2 separate regions of the Homo sapiens genome follow, and region 2 is linked to region 1. The links are chromatin contacts, found by POLR2A ChIA-PET in ENCODE. All regions are on one chromosome and are shown on one strand. Each heading gives the region's core, a stretch centred on a gene start or an enhancer-like site at or near the end of the contact. The rest is flanking DNA. Distances are from core to core; before and after follow the strand shown.

Region 1 (5,338 bases), core at 1,660-4,159:
CTCATGGCTCCTAAGTTCTTTACATTATATCGTTGACCTTTGAACAACACAGAGGCTAGGGGCACCGAATCGCCACACAGTTGAAAATTCCCATATAATTTTTGAGTCTCTAAAAACTTAACTGCTAATAGCCTACTATTGACCAGAAGCCTTTTTGGTAACTTAATCAGTAAATTAATATCTATTTTGTATGTTACATTATTATATATCACATTCTTAATTCCAAAGTAAGCTAGAGAAAATAAAATGTTATTAAGAATCATAAAGAAGAGGCTGGGCCTGGTGGCTCACTCCTGTAATCCTAGCACTTTTGCAGTCCAAAGTGTATTACTTGAGGACAGGAGCTCAATACCAGCCTGGCCAACATGGTGAAACCCCATCTCCATTAAAAATGCAAAAATTAGCCAGACGTGCTCGCCTGAACCCAGGAGGCAGAAGTTGCAGTGAACCAAGATTGTGCCACTGTACTCCAGCCTGAGTGACAGAGCAATACTCAGTCTCAAAAAAAAAAAAAAAAAAAAGGATCATAAAGAAGAGAATGTATTTATTTCTTAAGTGGAAGTGGATCATCATAAATGTATTTATTCTCAATGTCTTCATATTAATTAGGCTGGGGAAGAGAAGGAAGAGAAGGGGTTGATCTTGCTGTCTTAGAGATGGCAGAGGTAGAAGAAAATCCACATGTAAGTGGACCTATGCAGTTTAAACCCATGTTGTTCGAGGGTCTGCTGTAGTTATTTATGCATGTGCTCCACCCTAAACCCCTCCCACATTTGCATACCTATGGGGTGCTTTCTGGAAGGGAAGCAGCATGGTGGCTTAGAAAGGGAATGACACATAGAGCTAGAGAACCTGTGTGTCCAATCCTGTGTCAGCCAATTGTTAACCACAGTAGGATGGGGACCCTTATCCCTTAAAGCTTGAGTAGCCAGCACATAGGAATTCAGAAAAATCATCTATAAGCAGGTGGGCAAATCATTTCATCTATCTGAGGCTTAGCTTCTTCATCGATAAAATGGGGAAAAGGATCCGGCATGGTCACTTATGCCTATAATTCCAGCACTTTGGGAGGCCAAGTTGGGAGGATCACTTGAGGCTAGGAGTCCAAGACCAGCTGTGCATAGTGAACCAGCCTGGGAGTTCATAGTGAACTCCCATTTAAAAAATAAAAGTAGCTGGGCATGGTGGCTCACGCCTGTAATCCCAGCACTTTGGGAGGCCAAGGCAGGTGGATCACGAGGTCATGAGTTCAAGACCAGCCTGGCCAGTATGGTGAAACCCTGTCTCTACTAAAAATACAAAAATTAGCCAGATGTGGTGGCACTTGCCTGTAGTCCCAGCTACTTGGGAGGCTGAGGCAGAAGAATTGCTTGAACCTGGGAGGCGGAGGTTGCAGTGAGCCGAGATCATGCCACTGCACTGCAAACTGGGTGACAGAGCGAGATTCCGTCTCAAAAAAGATAAAAATAAAATGAGATAGAGACAAAAACAATGATAAGCATACAAGCATATAGGACAATATTGATGAAAAGTATTTTGCAAAGGAGAAATTCTTTATAAATTTTATTTGAGTGTTCTACTAGAGATTAGTGATGTCTCCATCAACTAAACCACTCATTTCCTATAAAACCATGACGCTCCACTACATTTTCTAATTTAGCCAATATAGTAGTCCCTTCTTTTCCATAGTTTTGCTTTCTGCAATTTTGGCTACCTGAGTCTGAAAATATTAAATGGAAAATTCCAGAAATAGGCAATTGGTAAGTTTTAAATTGTGCACTGTTCAGAGTAGTGTGATGAAATTTCATGCCATCCTGTTCTGTCCTGCCTGGGATGCAAATCATCCCTTTGTCCAGCATATACATGGTATGGACACTACCCTGCTATGAGCCACTTAGGAGCTGTATTTGTTATCAGATCACCTGTTGAGGCATCACAGTGCTTGGGTTCATGCAAACCTTATTTTACTTAATAATGTCCCCAAAGGGCAAGTGATGTTGGCAATTTGGATATGACAAAGAGAAGCTGTAAAGAACTTCCTTTAAGGGAAATGCTGAAAGTTCTCAATAGAGAAAGAAAAAAAATTGTATGTTGAGGTTGCTAAGATCTACGGTAAAAACAGGACTTCTATCTGTATAATTGTGAAGGAGGAAAAAGAAATGTGTGCACAGTATATACAGGTTTCAGTCATCCACTGGGGGTCTTGGAACATATCTTCTGAGGATTATGGGGGAGTACTGTAATAAGTGCATGATGTGTTTCAGCTACTCTGCTAGGTGTGGTCCCTCATTTAATCCTCCCAATGGACTTAGAAAGGAGGTGGTGCAGTTATTATTCCCATGTTACAGAAAACCAGGGCTTCTGACATGCCTGAGCTAGGTCCCAGCCTCTCCCATACAGCTTCAGGAAGTCATTGGGACCCAGGGAGAATTGAACTGGGCTGGAAGGGAAGAATCAGGAAACTCAGCCTTGATGGGTTAAATTGGAGCAATGCCTCTAACTGGATAGTCAGATTGATTTCCAAGATTTGTTAGGGCTGTGATTCCTCAGCTGGGCTGGACATAATCTTGCATCTCAGTCTTCATGTGCCTGGCTGGTGACTGTGAGGATTTAGAATTTCTGGGCCTGAGCTGGCAGTGGTCTCCCAGAGCCAGGAGTTGGGGTAGCACTGATGAGTCGATAATTAGGACACTTCTTTCAGCTGAAGATAAAGTCCAGAGCCTCAGTCCAGCCATTATCCTGCCAACCCTAATAGAGCCAGATTGATGGATACGGCAAGGAGGGAATTGGGAACATTCTTGTGCACACTATATCACACTCGATAACCGCCCATGCACAATGTAGGACTCATACGCCATAACAAAATCCATTTTGAAACAGCTCTGGGTGCGTCAGCCAGCTGCAAAGCATCTAAAGTATCCCTGACATTTGGGCTTTGGGAGAATGCGGTGAATGGAGAGCAAATGCGCATGCACACACACAAGCCAAGAGAACTCTATCGTAAGGAAAACAGATGCTAGCATCACAACCCACCGTACATCTTATACTGTATTTTTGCAAACACACTAATCCTTCTTGTTAGACAAGAACAGAAACCCCCGAAATGCTTTCCATATGTCCCATTGTCTTCCTGGCCCTTTAATTCTATCTCAAAACCCCCCAACTTAGCAACCTTCATATTCATGCTAAACATATTACATCAGTTCTAACATTGATATGTTTAATATGAATACAATTAAAGTTGCTTCATTATAATCCCGTTAAGATAAACAGCATTGCTATTATTATAAACATTCCTACAAGGCCTCTTGTAAAATATTATCAATACTAATAGAAATTTCCCCCACCCCACATACTTGGACTAAACAATGCCACTGCCTTCCTACTAGTAACAAATATGTCCAATGATTTAAACATCGGTGCATCCAATGTAAACACCATTATAGCTAATGTAAAACAGTTGCCCGGCCCAGCAAATCCTCCACCAGAAAGTTGCTGAAGAAAAAGAACAGTTTCCTCGGCAAGAATGCGTTACAGCCTGCTGGTGACATTTGCAATAGATTACTTAAGCCTATAAAGAAATGAAAATTGCAGGCCCAGTTTGAGCCAGAAATGATGAAATTGGAGAGCACAGGCTAAGTACAGTGTGGCACAGACTGGCTGCTGCCCAGGGTCTGCAAGCCCTGCGTGGGTTGGAGTGCACCTTGTTGAGTCTGTGCATGCACGGCCTCTGACACATCATGTCCTTTCAGTATTGCATTCAGTTCAGTGTTGATTCGGTATTGCATTCAGAGGCCTGCATTCAGTACATGGCCTCCACACGGGTAGGCATGAAGCTGAAGACTGACCTTTTCACAGCTGGAGTGCTCACCAAAGCTGTGTGAGTGTGAACACGTGGGTGCATTTCTCCCTATAATGACCATGCCTGGTGATATGGTTTGGCTGTGTCCCCATCCAAATCTCATCTTGAACTGTAGCTTCCATAATCCCCACATGTCATGGGAGGGACCCAGTGGGAGGTAATTGAATCATGGGGGTGGGTTTTTTCCCATGCTGTTCTCATGATAGTGAATAAGTCTCATGAGATCTGATGTTTTTATAAAGGGCAGTTCCTCTGCACATGCTGTCTTGCCTGCCGCCATGTCAGACATGCCTTTTCTCTTCCTTTGCCTTCCGCCATGATTGTGAGGCCTCCCCAGCCATGTGGAACTGTGAATTCATTAGACCTCTTTTTCTTTATTGATTACCCAGTCTCGGGTATTTCTTCATAGCAGTATGAAAATGAACTAATACCCCTGGGCAGCGTGGCAAAGAACAATGCCACGCTTTGTTCTTTGATTCTGTGTTCAGTATGAGGATTCTGCCTCATACTGTGGTGATCTTTCTCCTTCAGATTACAGAGAAGGCCAGGGTTTTAGGGAGGACACCTGCTAGACCCTTCTGCAGAGTCAAAGCAGGATTATCTTTTATTCATCTGATGTTTATCTCACCTGGTGCCTCTAAAATCAGCACACAACAAGCCTCGGCCATGTTCACATCAAGCTCTTGTTTCATTCTTGCCTCTCTCTCCCTTTCTATCCACTTCCATGATTTATTGGCTCCTCACCTGTTGTTTACATCTCTTATTTCTGGAAACTTCTTGGATGTGGTTCCAATGATTCTATTCTTACTCACTTTTTTAAAATAAATCACTCAACCCCACTCCTGCAAAATACCCAAATTCATCAAGCTCTGGCTTCAGGGACCTCTGAAAGGTGATCCCAGTAAGAAGCATTTGAAAACTTTCACCCTCTCTCACTCAGTTGCAGACATCCTCAATGTGACACTGTGAATCAGTGGTCCTGACTTCTCATTGCCCCTCAAGGGGTCTCCCCAGAAAATTTCCAGAGGGCAGTCTTACCCTTTGGGGCTAAGCTCTGTGACATCTATGACATTGTCGCCAGAATTATAAGTTTCTGTCCTGATACAGAGAAAGGAAAATAACATTTTCTAATTATTTCTACTTAAAATATTTTAATCTAAATTAACCACCTCTGCCTTAAACAATTTTTAAGGAAATGTAAGTAATGTTTTCCATTGATGACAGAACTTGTCTACAATCAAGCAATTCTCATTTTCTTGGTGTGACTGTGAGAACAAGAATCGGTATGTGTCCTTCAAAAATATCACTCCTAGGCTGGGCGCAGTGGCTCACGCCTACAATCCCAGCACTTTGGGAGGCTGAGGGGGGCAGATCACTTGAGGTCAGGGGTTCGAGACCAGCCTGGCCAACATGGTGAAACCCCATCTCTACTAAAAATAGAAAAATTAGCCAGACATGGTGGCGCACACCTGTAAT
Region 2 (5,067 bases), core at 1,691-4,190, 2.0 Mb after region 1:
GGAAGTTCAGCTTTTGTCTCAATTACTCTGATTGGCATGCAATCATGACAAGAAACTAAAGGAAGGAGATTGTTTTCTTGACATTTACTGAGAAGTATAGACAAGTACTGCCATGAACAAACATTCTTGCTAACAATTCTTGCTCTAAATTGGTTGATATAACATCCACTTGAGTCAAAATGATTAAGTAGGTATCCATTGAGTGTCATGCATCGCAATGGCAAAGCATTGGAGTTACAGAAAATAAGTAAAATCATCTCCCTTGCTCTTACAGATCTGACAGTCTAGGCACCCAATAGATGGGTAAACAAGTACTGAGAGATGTCATACTTGTCCTCAAGATAGTAGAAATTCAAGAAAGTAGTGACCATGGAGGACCTTAGGATTTGGGCTTTTACCCCAGTGGTGTTTGGCTGAGTTAATCTTTCTAAAATGTATTCATCATTCAATCAAGTGCTTCTTCTGGAGGCCAAGCATAATTAGAGATACAGAGATGAAAATGACAGTCATTACCCTCACAAGACCTATAATCTACCCAATAATAATGGGAGGCAAGCCTTTAGAGTTTTTTAATTTGGAGTTTTCAGAGATTTCCTGAAGCTTCTGGACTGACGTTTCTATTGTACTTGAGTCCCATCATTTGACATTAGAAGATCTCCTTCCAAGAAATATTTCTTACCACCAAAAGACAGTTAACTTTGACTTCAGACAGAACATTCTGGTCTGCACCCAGAACCTTTAATACCTGAATCTTTTAAATCAGTGATGGTCTCTTCTTCTAAAAAGTAAAAGGTAAATCAAATTCAGTATGTCTCAATTAATTGGAAGGGAGTTTCAAGCTCATAGGAAATGAACTACGAAGCCATGTTGGGATATGAACTGAATGGTTGCTATTGAGATGGAGCAAATGTACCTGGATATCATTAGGTGGAACCAGACTGGAAAATGGGGGTCCTTCCTTGACCTCAGTGAAGATTTGGCCCTTTCAGCCTCAAGTAGTATCCCAGCTCCAGAACTGGACCTGAGTTACTGGATAATGCTGTCATTAGGAAACTGTGACCACCTAGGAGTTGGACTGCTAAATGGGCAATGTCAGCAGGTTGTTACAGATACTCTATGCAGACCAAGCTTATTTGGCTCTTCTCAGCTCAGCCACCTGTTGTAAACAGCTGAGAGGGGCTTAGCTCCACGTGGAGGTTGTCACTATCTCTGGTATGTTGTCTCTCCCTGGGAACGGACATGAGTGTGGAAACAGGGAGGACACAGTTGATTCCTGCTTTCACTGAGTCACTCTGTCCATTAGGAGAAACAGTCCAGGCATGGCCAGCCAAAGGGAGGTTCTTCGCAGGATCTTCTGTCTCTTTGAAGATGGGATAATCTCAGGCCTAACCACAGAAGCAGTTCTGGAGAAGAGTCAGAATAGCAGATTGGAAACAGCTCACAGGGGCCTCTGAATGCTAAGTGGAGGGACTTAGAATTTATCCCAGAGGCCACAGAACACTATTAGAAGTTTCAGAGGTATAATAAAGGCCGTTGTGAGGTTAGGATGCTGGTTCAATGTCACAATTAGAGCAAGGCAGGAGGTAGAGAAGTCAAGGGCAGACTGGGAACCAGCTGGGCAGGCCACTCATTTTGGTTGAATTTGGCAAGACTGAGGAAGACAATCTACCAATAGAGGATGGATGAGAACACCAGAAAGCAAATAAAACAAGTCATTCAAAAATCCCAAGATCATCGTGGCTGGGCCAGAGAAAGAATCAGACAGAAGCAGCGCACGGCTCTGGAGAGTTGCAGGGAGAAGCATTGCTGCATCCGCTGTCTCCTTTTCTTTTTCTTTTTTTAAATATCAGCAATATCTTGGATCTGAATAGAGTTCTATCACAGATTAGGGTTTCTCTTTCCCCAGGGTTCCCAAAGACTGAGCAGGATCTTATTACAGATGCAGCGAAAAGGGTACGTTTTTCAGTATCAGACTGACCTCATCTGAATCTCAGCCTCACATCTCATTAACTACATGGGACCTTGGGCAAGCTACTTCACCCATCTGCAAAGTGGGAATCAATGATATGTATCTCATTTGGCTGTTGTAAATCTTAATCAAGTTAATATATGTAAAGTGTCTCATCAGTGCCTAGCGCATAGTGAGTTCCCAGCTTCTATAGCACCCTTTCATCTTTCTCTCCTTACAGCATCAGAGAGCTTGTCCTCTGTGGCTCCCGTTTCTCTCTGGCCAGAGGCAGAGCCTCCATGGGAGCATGGGAGGGATATAATCAGAACAGCAGCATTCTTTCATTATGACGTCAATTCAGCCATCCCTCAATTTACTGAGCCCCTGAAAGGCCATACAGTGAGCCATCATTGTAATGAAGTAAAAGTAGCTGGATACTCCAGGAAGCCCTTCTAGTGGCACTTTGTTAGGTGAGATGTGTCAGCATTGACTTCTTTTGTAAGTGCTACTTCTGTTGAATTCAATGCGTTGAAAGGTGGAATGCATTGATGAATGTATTCAGTGCCTTGGCCACTTCTCAGTTAGCTTTTAGAGTAGAGGACCTCATGGCCACATGACAGAGTCTAACTGTCAGTTTCCAGACATTTACTGTGCCCTTGGCCCTGCTTGGACTTTGGAAATCCAAAGATACATATGACCGACGCCTGCTCTGGGAGGAATTCCCTGTCCATGTGGAACACATCTATGCCCTTCTGGTCCAAGTGAGAAGAGAACATGAAGGAGCAAGTGTGCATGCCCATAAGTGCCGGTCCCTACTCAGTTCTCACTCAGTCCCACAGATACCCAGGTCTACTTTATGTAGGTCCTTGTGTTGGTTTCTGGCATTGCTGAGATGACAGAGGCCCCAGTCTCTGGAGCCTCAGAGATTTCATGGACACCTTTTTCTGCTTGAGCTCATGAGCCAGATATCACTCCTGGCCCAGGTCACTGGGTTACCAGATGCACGGGTGAAAGAGCTGCTCTTGAGCAAAGGGCCTGGGACACACATGCCGGAGAAGCATGGTGAGCCAGCCGCAGGGAGGAAGAGCACTTTGCAGGAGCATGCTGTGCGGGGTCTTGCTGCTGCTTTTCAGAAGCAGGAGAGCCATGAGCCTTGGGGTTCACATCAGCACCGAGACTGGCCTTTGGTGGCAGGGAGGATATGCGTACCGGGAGGGGTTGGCCATACTGGACCACAGGGCCACTGGTTGGGTTGTTCATAATTGATCTTTGGGGACACTTACTGCAACCCATTTATTAGGTGCCCCCTCTAAAGTGATGATCTCAATGAAGATGGTTCACATAGGCCCACTACTTCTAGAAGGCCCGAATCCCTGGACCTTCCCAACCACTTTTTCTCCCTGTTCCTGGGTTACATGGCTTAGCTGGATATTTTTGCACACAGCATTAAGGGCAAGTGCACTGTTCCTTTGAAAACAACAAGGGAACAAGGAGTTCAGTGTTGTGGACATTTAATGAACTTTCTCCTCCTAAGTACACAATACCAAATCAGCAGAATCACAGCTGTCTCCTCCCAGCTTTACCTAAATTCCCACATGTGCTACCTCAGTTAGGGAACTATGACTTCACCTGCCACTAGATGGCCCTCCATGTGCACATAAGCCGCTCCCACATAGCGAACTTGCATCAGATTTTCTGGATTTTTTTTTTTTTTTTTACATGTAGACACACATGTGCATACACAATCTTAACTTTTACCATCCTTGAAGCCAATAATCAACACTTTAGTTTTCCTTCTGGCATTCAAATGATAGAATGTATTCTCATTCTCTGGAAAATCAGTTTAACATCAGAATCTACAGATATTCCTGAATATTGTGGGCCACAAAGCACATATTAAGATGAATTTGAATTTATTCTATTAAATAGTATGCTTTGGTTTATCTTATAAATGCTGTATTTAACAGACTTGTTTCTAAATTAAATTTTTTTAAAGCACTGGAAGAGAAAGGAAGCACAAACATTTGAATAGTACTTGCTCCATGGAGGCGGGCAGTGTTCTGAGGTATTTTAAACATTAGCTCATTTAAGCTTCATAACTTTGATGTAGGTATTCCATATGCATCATTATAACCATTTTATAGATTGAGGAGAAAATCAGATTGCAGCATGAAAGGTGTTTAGATTCCCTTTTGCCTTCCTGTCAATTTTCTTACCTATAACATGGGAATAAAATAATCCCTAATTGCTGTGAAAGGATGTTGTAAACTCTAAAGCATTACACAAATGTTGTTATTATTATTATGACTTGGGTTTCATGGGAATATAATTTTCTTATGTGCTCAGGAGGCTTGTGATCATTCATTCATTCACATGAAAACATTTATGCAGGTCCCAGGTCATTGCCTCTGCATGAGACGTCTCATACCGAGATGCCTGTACTATTTCTAAAACAAATCTAGTCTGTCTTGAACTCTCTTATAGCTGAGGGTTCCAGGGAAGTTGCTGTGTGCTTTCAGCAGGTAATTCTCCCTTAGTCTCAGGATTTAGAAATGATGGATGTGGTAGGACAACTTCAGGGGTGGGACCTCTGCTGAACACAGAGGTGGCCGGTGCTGATTTCACATAAGCCAAGCCAGCGGGAAGAGGCAGGCTGTTTTTTAAAATTATTATTCTGGAGCACGATGTACTATCTCTGTATCCAAGAGTTCACATTTCAAGTGGACTATCAGATCATCTCTGTGACAGAGGGCTTTAATTAAAAGCATAAGTCTCTGGGTGGATTTTAAGTGGCATTGTTTTTCTTTGGACGTTATGCAAGCCACTTCTGTGCTGTAAAAGGGCTTTTAAAATTTGGCTTAAGGAAATTTGCTTTACCCCTCAGGCTTTGATCCCTGCGTGTGAATCATTTTGTATCTGGAGGTTCCAATTTGCAGTCTCCTGGGTGTAAGGAAAATTCTACCCTCACAGAACATTTTGGATTTGAAAACTGAGAAATCTGCATCATTCTCGACATAATAGCTGTTGTAAAATAGAATTAGGGCTGTTAAGTCTATAGGGATAAAGTTCACCAAAGAATATTTTAAACTTTAGTTTTAGTTCCTAAAGTTTTTGTCTCC

Evidence for each region. ChIA-PET counts read pairs that join two places held with the same protein, here RNA polymerase II (POLR2A).
Region 2: POLR2A ChIA-PET joins it to region 1 with 11 read pairs in OCI-LY7. The contact joins two enhancer-like sites. POLR2A ChIA-PET finds 5 or more read pairs at or near these places in 2 of 52 experiments (OCI-LY7 and activated B cell).

The regions. Positions count from the first base shown.
Region 1 is chr9:107,892,147-107,897,484 of GRCh38, forward strand. No RefSeq gene overlaps it. Among named protein-coding and RNA genes, the nearest start is that of KLF4, 410 kb to the left of the region's middle. Within about 2 kb of position 2,910, at least 2 of the 41 ENCODE cell types and tissues checked have a DNase peak (open chromatin) inside an H3K27ac peak, as active enhancers do.
Region 2 is chr9:109,900,145-109,905,211 of GRCh38, forward strand. All of the region lies in intron 3 of PALM2AKAP2 (PALM2 and AKAP2 fusion), which reads left to right. Among named protein-coding and RNA genes, the nearest start is that of PALM2AKAP2, 120 kb to the left of the region's middle. Within about 2 kb of position 2,941, at least 3 of the 41 ENCODE cell types and tissues checked have a DNase peak (open chromatin) inside an H3K27ac peak, as active enhancers do.